3 separate regions of the Homo sapiens genome follow, and regions 2 and 3 are each linked to region 1. A link is a contact called in ENCODE Hi-C or POLR2A ChIA-PET data. All regions are on one chromosome and are shown on one strand. Each heading gives the region's core, a stretch centred on a gene start or an enhancer-like site at or near the end of the contact. The rest is flanking DNA. Distances are from core to core; before and after follow the strand shown. Region 1 holds the start of SOD1 (superoxide dismutase 1). Region 2 holds the start of KRTAP19-8 (keratin associated protein 19-8). Region 3 has its middle 37 kb from the start of MIS18A.

What was found. Hi-C counts contacts between places; a loop is a spot of excess contacts on that map. ChIA-PET counts read pairs that join two places held with the same protein, here RNA polymerase II (POLR2A). Pooled maps may share reads with other maps.
Region 2: a loop to region 1 is called in a map with no recorded cell type, with 4 times the contacts of the local background. The contact joins the promoter of KRTAP19-8 here to the promoter of SOD1 in region 1. A Hi-C loop is called at or near these places in 2 of 37 single-sample maps with no recorded cell type and 2 of 50 pooled maps.
Region 3: a loop to region 1 is called in a pooled map, with 2.7 times the contacts of the local background. The contact joins the enhancer-like site here to the promoter of SOD1 in region 1. A Hi-C loop is called at or near these places in 3 of 168 maps with a recorded cell type or tissue (ascending aorta, chondrocyte and sigmoid colon) and 14 of 50 pooled maps. POLR2A ChIA-PET finds 5 or more read pairs at or near these places in 1 of 52 experiments (RWPE1).

Annotation. Positions count from the first base shown.
Region 1 is chr21:31,657,189-31,661,418 of GRCh38, forward strand. SOD1 (superoxide dismutase 1) reads left to right here and starts at 2,505. Exons shown (of 5, transcript NM_000454.5): 1 at 2,505-2,653. The coding sequence starts at 2,582. It overlaps SOD1-DT (SOD1 divergent transcript), which reads right to left and starts at 2,836. Exons shown (of 3, transcript NR_187558.1): 1 at 2,209-2,836; 2 at 746-907. RefSeq lists silencers at 2,118-2,437, 2,708-2,987 and enhancers at 3,148-3,347, 3,847-4,230.
Region 2 is chr21:31,036,016-31,040,245 of GRCh38, forward strand. It overlaps KRTAP19-8 (keratin associated protein 19-8), which reads right to left and starts at 2,461. Exons shown (of 1, transcript NM_001099219.1): 1 at 2,144-2,461. The coding sequence starts at 2,428. The coding sequence ends at 2,237. LOC105372774 (a long non-coding RNA gene) reads left to right here. Exons shown (of 3, transcript XR_937657.2): 3 at 179-253. RefSeq lists an enhancer at 3,171-3,340.
Region 3 is chr21:32,239,643-32,243,872 of GRCh38, forward strand. It overlaps a transcript of MIS18A not described here. Among named protein-coding and RNA genes, the nearest start is that of MIS18A, 37 kb to the right of the region's middle. Within about 2 kb of position 1,894, at least 2 of the 41 ENCODE cell types and tissues checked have a DNase peak (open chromatin) inside an H3K27ac peak, as active enhancers do.

The sequences.
Region 1 (4,230 bases), core at 1,255-3,754:
TCCTCCTTTCCCCACCCCTGCTCCTTGTGGCACTGGGCAGGGCCTACGTTCAAGGCTAGCAGTGTACTCAACAAGGGACAGTCCCTGTGTGGCCTGTTCAGGATCCTATACACAGGCTCAGGGCTCTTTGGGCAGGAAATTCCAGGATCCGGGTACTCAAGTGGTGTTCTAAACAGTGGTTCTTGGCCGGGTGTGGTGGCTCACACCTGTAATCCCAGCACTTTGGGAGGCCGAGGCTGGCAGATCACTTGAGGTCAGGAGTTCGAGACCAGCCTGGCCAACATGGTGAAACCCCATCTCTACTAAAAATACAAAAACTTAGCCAGGCATGGTGTGCACGCCTGTAGTCCCAGCTACTCGGGAGGCTGAGGCAGGAGAATCACTTGAACCCAGCAGGCGGAGGTTGCAGTGAGCTGAGATTGCACCACTGCACTCCAGCCTGGTGACAGAGTGAGACTCCATATCAAAATAAATACATAAATAAATAAAAACAGTGATTCTTAACTGGGAGTGATTTGGCAACGTCTGGAATTATTTTTGGTTATCCCAGCCTGGCAGGGAGGGACAGGGTATTACTGGCATCTAGTGAGTAGGGGCTAGGGATTCTACTGAACATCCTACAGTGTACAGGACAGCCTCCACAGCAAAGAACTGTCTGGCCCAAAATGTCCATAGTGCCCACATTCGATGCCCTGCATTAGGAAGATATAAATACTCTTAAATATCACAGAGTTAAATTCCTTACCCCTGTTCTAGCAGAGATGATATTCTTGCGGGGGGAGCATCTTCTTGGCTTCAACACATTCTTTTCTCCATGGGAGATGATGCCAGAAGAGGGACAGAACAGGGCCCAGTAAAGCATGGGGCCTGGGGCCAGGGACCCCCTTGTTCAGGTGTGACGACCATCCTACGAAGGCACCACCCAGGCATCATTAGACCGTCTCAAAAGAAGAGTAATTCACTGTCCCAAAGCAGCTCTCTCGTGTCTGTGGGCGGATCCCTTGGCAAGTTTACAATGAACTGAAATCTGCCGAACTTCCTGGAACCCAAAGAAACTTTAGCCTTGGGCAAAGGCCCTTTGGCCAGCATTTGCACTGTTTATGCAACCGTTTAGAATATACGAATTATCTGGAGACTACTACCAAATACAACAGGCAAAACTGCAAATATGTATACTTCCTAGAGGATGATAAAAAAATGTGAATTGTATTTCTCTGATAGAGGATGCATTAGAGTCTGAGGGTCTAAATAGCGTAAATAATAAATAAGTAAATAAATCGATAGTAGTGTACTCCAAACGAGGCTGGAATAGCTTCTATTGTTGTTTCACACTGGACTTCAATTAAGTCTCAGTATTTTGCCATACTCAATATTAAGTACTAGGCTGGACGTGGTGGCTCATGTCTGTAATCCCAGCACTTTGGGAGGCCGAGGTGGGTAGATGGCTGGCTTGAGCTCAGGAGTTTGAAACCAGCCTGGGCAACATGGTAAAACCCCATCTGTACCCAAAATACAAAAATCAGCCAGGTGTGGTGGCACATGCCTGTGGTCCCAGGTACTTGGGAGGCTGAGGCAGGAGGATGGCTTGAACCCAGGAGGTGGAGGCTGCAGTGAGCTATGATGGCGCCACTGCACTCCAGCCTGGGTGACAGAGCGAGACCCTGTCTCAAAAATCAAACAAACAACCCCCTCGCCCCGGACAAAAGTAGTTTGCACTATTTTCTCATTTCACAATATGTTTTTGAAATATTTCCCTTGAAAGGTAAGTCATATTTATCATTCCTGTTGTATGGAGGCATCATAAATTATTTCACCATTCTACCCTCCTTGAGTGTTGTGGCCTTTAGGCCAGACAAAAACGCAGGTGATGCCTAGAAGCCAACTAGTTGCCGTTTGGTTATCTGTAGGGTTGTGGCCTTGCCAAACAGGAAAAATATAAAAAGAATACCGAATTCTGCCAACCAAATAAGAAACTCTATACTAAGGACTAAGAAAATTGCAGGGGAAGAAAAGGTAAGTCCCGGGATTGAGGTGTAGCGACTTTCTATACCCTCAGAAAACTAAAAAACAAGACAAAAAAATGAAAACTACAAAAGCATCCATCTTGGGGCGTCCCAATTGCTGAGTAACAAATGAGACGCTGTGGCCAAACTCAGTCATAACTAATGACATTTCTAGACAAAGTGACTTCAGATTTTCAAAGCGTACCCTGTTTACATCATTTTGCCAATTTCGCGTACTGCAACCGGCGGGCCACGCCCCCGTGAAAAGAAGGTTGTTTTCTCCACATTTCGGGGTTCTGGACGTTTCCCGGCTGCGGGGCGGGGGGAGTCTCCGGCGCACGCGGCCCCTTGGCCCCGCCCCCAGTCATTCCCGGCCACTCGCGACCCGAGGCTGCCGCAGGGGGCGGGCTGAGCGCGTGCGAGGCGATTGGTTTGGGGCCAGAGTGGGCGAGGCGCGGAGGTCTGGCCTATAAAGTAGTCGCGGAGACGGGGTGCTGGTTTGCGTCGTAGTCTCCTGCAGCGTCTGGGGTTTCCGTTGCAGTCCTCGGAACCAGGACCTCGGCGTGGCCTAGCGAGTTATGGCGACGAAGGCCGTGTGCGTGCTGAAGGGCGACGGCCCAGTGCAGGGCATCATCAATTTCGAGCAGAAGGCAAGGGCTGGGACGGAGGCTTGTTTGCGAGGCCGCTCCCACCCGCTCGTCCCCCCGCGCACCTTTGCTAGGAGCGGGTCGCCCGCCAGGCCTCGGGGCCGCCCTGGTCCAGCGCCCGGTCCCGGCCCGTGCCGCCCGGTCGGTGCCTTCGCCCCCAGCGGTGCGGTGCCCAAGTGCTGAGTCACCGGGCGGGCCCGGGCGCGGGGCGTGGGACCGAGGCCGCCGCGGGGCTGGGCCTGCGCGTGGCGGGAGCGCGGGGAGGGATTGCCGCGGGCCGGGGAGGGGCGGGGGCGGGCGTGCTGCCCTCTGTGGTCCTTGGGCCGCCGCCGCGGGTCTGTCGTGGTGCCTGGAGCGGCTGTGCTCGTCCCTTGCTTGGCCGTGTTCTCGTTCCTGAGGGTCCCGCGGACACCGAGTGGCGCAGTGCCAGGCCCAGCCCGGGGATGGCGACTGCGCCTGGGCCCGCCTGGTGTCTTCGCATCCCTCTCCGCTTTCCGGCTTCAGCGCTCTAGGTCAGGGAGTCTTCGCTTTTGTACAGCTCTAAGGCTAGGAATGGTTTTTATATTTTTAAAAGGCTTTGGAAAACAAAAATACGCAACAGAGACCGTTTGTGTGACACTTTGCAGGGAAGTTTGCTGGCCTCTGTTCTAGGTCATGATTGGGCTGCAAGGGCAGAGAAGGTAGCCTTGAACAGAGGTCCTTTTCCTCCTCCTAAGCTCCGGGAGCCAGAGGTTTAACTGACCCTTTTGGGGATTTTTGAGGGCAGTGATCTTAACTTTGGGTGCACAGTTAGCTTATTTGAAGATCTTACTAAAAATACACCAGAGCCCAACCTCCGACCAATTACATCAAAACCTGTCCTAGTGCAGGGTGAGTATTGCTGTTTTTTGAAAGTTTCCAAAAGTGATTTTGATGTGCACCTACGATTGAGAACTGTCGTTTGAGGACAGTGGGTGGAGTTTCGTATTTGGAAATTAGAAGACCTGGAGTTTCCATTACACCGAATTGGCACTTAATAACTGTTGTCGGAGCATTTCTTAAGCCACATTTTCGTAAAGTGGCTTTAAAATTGCTCTGCCAGTAGGCAGGTTGCTAAGATGGTCAGAGACAAACTTCTGAACGACTCTTGTAAAATATACAGAAATATTTTCAGAACTTTTATCAGTAAAATTACAAAACGTGTTGCAAGGAAGGTGCTTGTGATAACACTGTCCCCAGAACCTTAGTGAAGTTACCAACTGGTGGAAAATTTTCTCTTGCACTCGGCTTAAAAATCATGAGGGAATATTTACTATACGAATGAGATTCAGTCTTTAAAGGGGTTTACAGAAACGTGAGAGGACAGGAACAGTTAGTCTGTGTAAATGTCTGAAATATATGTGAGGGAGATAATGAGTTTAGCCTTTTTCTTTAATAGGTCTCCAGATTTTCTGGAAAAGGTTCTTTGGCATTTGACTCCATTTTGCTGTTTCATTTGTCAGACTTCTTTTTGTCCCTCTTTACTTCTCCCCACATAATTCACCAGTACTAGTGTTTTGTTTTTCAGACCAAGTCTCGCTCTGTCGCCCAGGCTGGAGTGC
Region 2 (4,230 bases), core at 1,211-3,710, 620 kb before region 1:
TATCAGCATAACAAATTTTTCTCACAATATTCCAAAGAATAATTTAGCCTATTATATAATTTTCAAAATCATCCAGAACAATTTTAGGCATCAAAATTCCCTTTGAAGTTTTGTCAGTATTGAGCTAGATTTGTTTTCTCTGTTAATCATACACATCTCCTACTCATATTACCCGCAGCACACTCAGCAAATATACTCCGTGTCCACTGAGCAAAATGCACTTCCTATGTAAGCTAAAGAGAGAAACCCATAGGTAAGAAGTTTCTTAATTCATGTTTTTCACTTGATTTTCTTTGTGGTTACTGTTTAACTTTCTTTAGGTCTTATTCTTTCAGATACGATTAGATTTGTGACTAACAATACTAATAACATGTATATATCCTAAAGTTGAGGCTTAGACACATTAGGAGAAACTTTCCTAATCTCCTAAATTTTGGAATAGAAACTCACCACTCCCTTCTCAAAGACCTCCCTTCCCCACCTATGTCTCTATTATGGGCTGCTATATTTTGAGTTTCTTGACACCAAAAGCGATGTATTATTCATTTGAAATTTCCATATGACGTAGCCAGCATGTAATACAAAGTAGGTCCTCAAAAAAATTTGAACTATCTGAATTATCTGCTCCTAGAAGGCACTTTTGAAATCATGGAATATTATCAATTTTTAGACCATTTTAAATTGAAATATAACAAACATGCTGAAAAATACACACAACATAAATTTAATAACTTAGAAAGAACCTCCATGTAACCACTTCCAGATCAAAACATGGAAAATTGCCAGCACCTCAGAAGTCCCCCTCAAGTCCTCCCATGAATACTGTCTTCCCAAAGGTAACGACTATCCTGACTTCTAACCCTGTAATGTCGTTTTTCTTGTCTAAAAACTTAAATAAATGGGCTCATACTGTATTTATTCTACTATGCCTGGGTCCTTTCACTCCACATTATGATCGTGAGGTTCAGCCAGGTTGTTGCCTATAGCTCTAGTTTGGCCATTGTCATTGCTGTGTAATATTCCATTGTAAGACTATACTGCAATTTATTTTTCCATTATACTGTTGATAGACATTAGGTTGTTTATGGTGAAGTCCAGACGTGCACATTTTCCAGTTATGTGGCAAATATCTGTAGCTTGCCTTGAAAGCAAATAATTTTTCATTTATGCTTCTTGACAAAATGCAAGGCATTCTGCCTGACCCTGTAAGGGTGTACATATGGAGTGCTACTGTTGAGGTTTTTTGTCAGCTGCTGGGGCAAAAATAAACTCCACCTAGGGTGGGAGATATTTGACCAGAGTGTGTGAGTATGTGTGTGTATAAGAGGAAATGGGGTGAGAAGAGGGTGGAGAGCTATAAAAGAACACCATTATCCCCAAATTATCCCCAAACCACTGGACAGATTAAAAATGATTTTATATTATAACACTGATGAGCAAGTTTCTTAATCCACAAATATTCTTGACTGCCTTATACATGCCAGGTATTGTCATGACCACAGAATATACAATGGTGAATTAACACACACACAGATCCTGGAAGCTTGGGTCTGGTTCTGTGAAATGAATCAATAGAAATGAAACCAAGTGAGATATACCAGCCACAGAAAGACAAATACTGCCCGATTCCACTTTACATGAGGCATCCAAAAGAGTGAAATTTGTAGAATCCAAGAGTAGAATGGCAGTTACCAAGGGCTGGGTGAAGGGAGAAATAGGCAGTTACTGACAAAGAGGCATGAAGTTTAAGTCAGGCAAGGTGAACGGACCTTAGAGATCAGCTATACAGTATGGTACCTGTAGTCGACAATAATGTATGGTTGACTCAAACAGTTGTTAGGAGGGTAGATCTCATGTTAAGTGTTCTTACCACAGTAAAACAGAAAAAAAAATTAAACCAAATTTGCTCTACTATTAAAATTAGTTTATTGAAATAGAAGAAGAGTTGGTGCCATGTTGATATATTAATAAGGGAAGAGAGGGATTCACAGCTTGAAAGGTGGGATTCTAGGTCATTCTACAGGAAGGGCTCCCCTTGCTGCTGCCACTGATTCTGTTGTGTTTGTTGCCAGAATTGAGTCTTGACTTTGAAGAGTTCACAAGGCACCCTTTGCTGCTTTGTCTGGTTTATCAAGAAAGTGGCTGCGCAATTCACAGAGGGGGTAAAAAGACCTGAAAGGAGAATTAAGTCAGGATGATAGACAGATTCTAGTGATCCAAAGAATGAGTTCACTCTTCAGTAGAAGGCAGAGAATCCATATCCTCCGTAGTATAATGGTCGGCAACAGCTGAATCCATAGCCTCCGTAGCCACAGCCATAGCCCAACCTGCGGAAGCTGCCATAGCCGCAGCCATAGCCATAGCCCCAGCCACCAAAGCCTCCATAGCCATAGCCCAGGCCTCCATAATAGCTTCTGTAGTAGCTCATGGTTCAGCAACTGTAGATGTGTTTGGAGGTCAAGGGCAAGTTTCCTGAGTACAACTATCACCAGCTTCCCTGGGACTTTTATACATCCTCAGTGATTAGTGGGGTAGACTTCTCATGGCGTAGATTCAATTGCATGAAAAAAAACTCACTCATCTTAAAACTGTAGGACAATTCCTGACACTAATTAAAGATGTTTTCATTCGATTTCTGTGCAGTTTGGATTCCACAGGATGATTATGCTGTCTTCAAAGCCCTCTTGCTTTGACCATCATAGTTAAAGCTCTATAATCAGACATAAGAGCAGCAATCAGCTCCCATTTTGTCACCTAAAATTGTTCTTTCATTACAGCCCCTTCCCAGTATCCAATTCTTAATGTATTCCTTGCACAAATATTTAATGCCCAACTAATGCATCCCAGGCACTATGCTCAGAGCTAGAGATATGGCTGTAAATAAGAACTGCCCTTCCCAATCCCATGAGTTTTTCCCCTTCATCTTTGTTATTTAAGTTAGTGAAGTAATAGAAGAGGTACACTTACTGTATAAATCCAACAAAATGTAGCTGATAGCACAAAAGGATCACATTTATTTTTTTAAGAGAGAGAGAAAAACCCAAATGGAAAAATTTTGTTTCCTTACACATTACTACCCTTTTAACTCAATGTTGTTTATGAAACTTTTGATAGCTCTTAGCTCTTACTGCAAGACTTTTTCATTATTCAATGTTTATATAGGAAATAACACTAGGGGCAAGAGCCGTGGGTGTGATTTTTGCAAAGTGATACCATATTCTTCATCTTTGTAATCTTCTTTTTAAAAAATAATCTTCTAAAGAGATTAACATCTGAGTACTGGATCTACCCATCTGACTCCACAGTCACAGGTAGGCAGGCAGCCCTCTCTGCCTTACTAAATTCCTAACACAATCAGCAAAGAGGTTTTAAAAAGCTGTTTTCCAAATTCTGGGATTCCATCTTCTGCTCTCTAAGGAAACCTTAATTAAACTACAATTTACAGAAATATGTAAAATTAAAAATACTTAAATATGACATTTTCTTTTTGAAGAATGAAGCCCACTGAAGTGTTCATGATAAGGGTCAGAATCACTTCTACTTAGCCATTGGTATCAAAACCAATTTCAAGCACATAAGCAGTACGACTATTCTATATACTATTAATAATCACTTCAGATAGAATAATATAATATCAGAACTGGTGTAACCCTCTTACTTTACAGATGATGAAACAGAATTGGAGAAGATTGGTCAGATCACCCAGTGAGTGACAAAACCCAGACTAGAACCTAAATCATTCACTTTCACCTGTTTTTTTTCATCATCACATTTTTATAGATGTTGTACAACAAAGGCAAAAGCAAGAAATATTGTATTATCACAACAGAAGAATGAAAATGCTCCTTTGCTTTCTCGGTTGGTGAGCTTTCTCATTTTGATTTTTGATCTATATGCTGATTGGTCTGTTCCTTTCCTTTGGGCCAGAACTCAAAGGACTAAAATTAGCAAGTGGACACTGAAAGTCACATCCACTTATTCTCAATGAGATTACAATGGAGATGCCTGTTGCATTGATTGTTCAAGAGATGTAAAACTGAGAGGGGAGAACAAAAATAGGTTCAAAAGTTTTGAAGTGGAAAGTTGAAGCCCAACTCTTTCTTGTCTTAGAGTTAAAAGTATATGTATTCACTAAGAGATAAATATTAAAGCAAAACAAGATGTAAAATGGGACTCAGTTTTAGCTGAGAACCTGTATCATCAGTGACAACAGCTCTCACATCCCCAAGA
Region 3 (4,230 bases), core at 644-3,143, 580 kb after region 1:
GACTGACTGTGAGCCATAGGAGGCTTTTATAATATTCTGACCACAGAAGAGCCACGAGAAAGAAAACAGAACGGGAAAAGGGCTCAGCATGAGTTCCACCCTTAGGTTTGGTATTTTCTGTTGCTGCTTTTAAACAAAGGAAGCTCAAACTCTATTTAGCCCTCTGAGGAAGAAAAGTGCTACGGGATTGGCACATTAATTACATGCCAAGGACATTTTCCTAAGGAGAAAATCTTTGGTGGTTTCAAAGAAAAATACACTGCTGTTGACTGAAAGGGGCTGCTGGGTTATTCCTGATCACCTTTCCTGAACCACAGACATCTTTTTCTTCTGGGTACTATTGAAACAAAAGAAGTTATAAATAAATAAGTAGGCATCCTTAAAGCAGAATTCCATTTGAGTTGTTGGGAATTACGTACAAATACGCAGTCCAGGTCTGTGGGGGACACAATGATGTCAATGTCACAGTGCTGCGAACGTTGCATCGCATTGCTGCAATGTTGGTTCTGGAGACAGCAGAACCAACATCAACCAATTACATGATGCATGGACTGAACCTCTGTGTCCCTTAAATTCATACGTTAAAACCTAATCCCCAACATGGTGGTACTGGAATGTCTCTGGACAGGTGATTAGGTCACGAAGGTGAAGCCCTCACGAATGGGATTAGTGTCCTTGTAAGGAGCTAAAGAGAGGAGAGTTGTCCCTTCCGCCACATGAGTACCCAGCAAGAAGATGCCATCTAGGAACCAAGAGCAGCTGCCACCAGATGCCAAACCTACGGGGCCTTGTTCTTGGACTTCCCAGCCTCCAGAACTGTGAGAACTAAATTTCTCACAGTTGTTGTTTATAAGCCACCCAGTTGGTGGTATTTTCTTATAGCAGCCAAAACAAACTAAGACCGTGACCCTGGGCAAAATCAAGGGATACAGCCAGACTTGGTTTCTTCTCCATCTACAGGATGGTGATAATAATAGCACACAAAAATGTTGTCACGATTAAATAAGACTTGGATGTACAATATATGTTGCTACACTTACTTGTATTTATACATGAATGCCCTGGTCTTTGTACACAAACATCTGTGTCTGCAATGGACTGCCACAGACACTGACGCCCAAAAGATGTGGTTTTGGTTTTTTTAAAGTACCTACTCAAGGAAATTAGTCCAGCCTCCCTTCTCAGTGAACTCGTACTGCAGAGCGTATTTGCATCCCTCTCCCTTGGATTCATTTATTTGCAGTTTATTTTTCTAGCAGTCACTACAATCCCCATAATACAGGAAGTCTCATTCATGGCTCATGTCTGGGAGACTTGACAGATGCTGCTTAAATATTTAGAAATTTCTCTTTAAAGAAAGCAGCTGAAACCGAAGCCTGTCAAGCTGTTAAAATGTGGCCCTATTCCTCAAGTTCACATTTAAATGTTAAGATTATATTTGGCTTTCAGCGTTTCTAGAGAGACCGTAGTGATTTTTATATGTATATTTTTTCAGAGTCAACATAGATGGCACTTACTTTTTCATAACTTTCATATACAATGTCATGACTGAAAACTAAACATGTAACTGACTGTTCACTTTCAGTTTAAGTAAATCATTTGGTGTGGTTATTACGAAAGTAGAACTTCAAATTCTTTTCCATCCAAAGAAAACACAATTAAAATCCGAGCAACATTCCAGTGGAGTACTGCTTTATTTGAAGAAGCAAAATGTCTAGCTGACAATAAAAAAAAAAAAAAAAAACTCAAGAAAGCAACAGAGCCAACTGTCAAGGATGTGACCCCAAATGGTAACTTAAGTGTCATCGTTCTTATGATTCTGTCTCAGTGAAGATGGTGTGGCAGGGTGATGGGCTACATCCTATTTCCCTTTCCTTGGAAGGAACATGGAGTTCCTGAGAATTTAGGAAGACTTGGAGCCAGCTACCTCGGCCTTGTTGCCTGTCTGCTAGACCAGACTGTCTGAAGCAGAGATGTAAGAAATTAAACATCAGAGAAGGAACTAGGGCTTCTCAGGCTGGGTTTCTGACATTCTTTCCTCCCCTGGCAGGTGTAATAAAAGACACACATGTCAACCCTTAACAGCTCAGAGGCAAAGCGGTAACATTTCACTATAAAGAGCACAATTATGGAAAACTGCCTTATCGAGCTATTTTCTTGTCCCACAGAAGACTCAAAGAAATTCTTCTGTGTTGCTCTCTTGACAATTTCATACCAGAAAGGATTTTGGGTTTTTTGTTGTTGTTGTTGTTGTTGAGACGGAGTTCGCTCTGTCGCCCAGGCTGGAGTGCAGTGGCGCCATCTCGGCTCACTGCAAGCTCCGCCTCCCGGGTTCACGCCACTCTCCTGCCTCAGCCTCCCGAGTAGCTGGGACTACAGGCGCCCGCCACCACGCCCGGCTATATTTTTGTGTGTTTTTAGTAGAGACGGGGTTTCACTGTGTTAGCCAGGATGGTCTCGATCTCCTGACCTCGTGATCCACCCGCCTCAGCCTCCCAAAGTGCTGGGATTACAGGCGCGAGCCATCGCGCCCGGCCAGAAAGGATTTTTACAGCAGCAAGAAGCAGCCTGAGAGCGATTGAATTTTCCAATATAAACCTGAATCCACATCAGGAGGAGGGATGATAAGGCTCCATGGCCTGTCACTTTCCAAAGATGCCTGGATATGGCCATTTCGGAAGGTGAAAGCCAGTGCCTGTTTCCTCATCATATTCTTCTACTGAGTAAAATAGATAATCTTAGGTATAAATATACATCATTTTTTTCATGGCATTTAATATAATTATTTCATTTTGGTTGGGGAAAAAGGTCATAGCCCATAAGTATATTTTCTTCATCTGAATTAGACTGTACTTAAAAAAAAAAGAAAAAGTTTTTGAGTGCTGGAGCACAGCAAAAATGTCTCTGCTCCCTGTTTGTAAAATGGTCACTCTGTGATTAAAAGCCTCCTTCTAAATGTGACTTCTTGTCTGTATTCTTGAATGTAGACAGTATTTAGCCAGTGAATCATTAGTCATTTTTTTCCCCACAAATATGATTGAGCACCTGCTATGTGGAAGGTCCTGTGCTGGGCTTATCAAAAAGAATGTCCCTATCCCTGCCCTCCAGAAGCTCCCAGTGTTGTGGGACTCTGATGGATGGACAGGGGTAGTGAAGACTCAGACATGGTGGGGCCATGTCGAACTGGTAATGTTTTAAAACACTTCTTTCAGCAAAAGTGTAGCCAGACTCCTAACAAGTGAGTGAACTATTTATCTACCTCCCCAAGACAGTGTGGTACTGGCAGAACAAAAGAGAGCACCTGGAAACAGACCCACACAGACAGAACCAACTGATTCTTGACAAAGGTGAAAAGCGATTCACTGGAAGAAGGATGGCTTTCCAACAAACGGTGTGGACTTATTGGACATCCAGAGGCAAAATAAATAAACTTCAGCAGAAACCTCACACCTTATTAAAAAAAATTCAAAATAGATCACAAACCTAAATGAAAAACGTTAAACGTTTTAGAAGCAAACACAGGAGAAAATCTTTGTAATCTGGGATTAGGCAAAGAGTTCGTAGATATGACACCAAAAAAGATAAAGTTGCTAAATTGGACTTTATCAAAATCAAAAACTTGCTCAGTGAAAAGTTAAGAGAATAAAAAATCAAGCTACAGACTGGGAGATAATATTTTTTAAATACCTAAAAAAAGAGTTGGATCTAGAATATAAAAAGAACTACCAAAGTGCAGCAGTAAGAAAATCAGACAACCCAGTTTTTAAAAAATGGTCAAAACACTAGAATAGGTGTGTTACCAAATGGTATATATATGTGACAAGCATATGAAAAAGATGTTTATCATAGTCATTAGGCAGATGCAAATGAAAATGATCATGAAGCACCACTGTACACCTAAAACCTGACAGTAACAAGTGCCGGTGAGGATGCAGAGAAACTGGAACATCTAAACATTTCTTATAAAGTTAAACACAGACTTACCATATGACCCAGCAATCCTACTCACAGGGGTTTACCCAAGAGAAATGTGAGCCTGTGTCCACTCAAAAATTTGTATGCAGATACTTATTAGAAGTTTTATTCACGACAAGGCCAGGCGCGGTGGCTCACACCTGTAATCCCAGCACTTTGGGAGGCCAAGGCAGGCAGATTACCTGAGGTCAGAAGTTCGAGACTAGCCTGGCTAACATGATGAAACCCTGTCTCTACTAAAAATACAAGAATTAG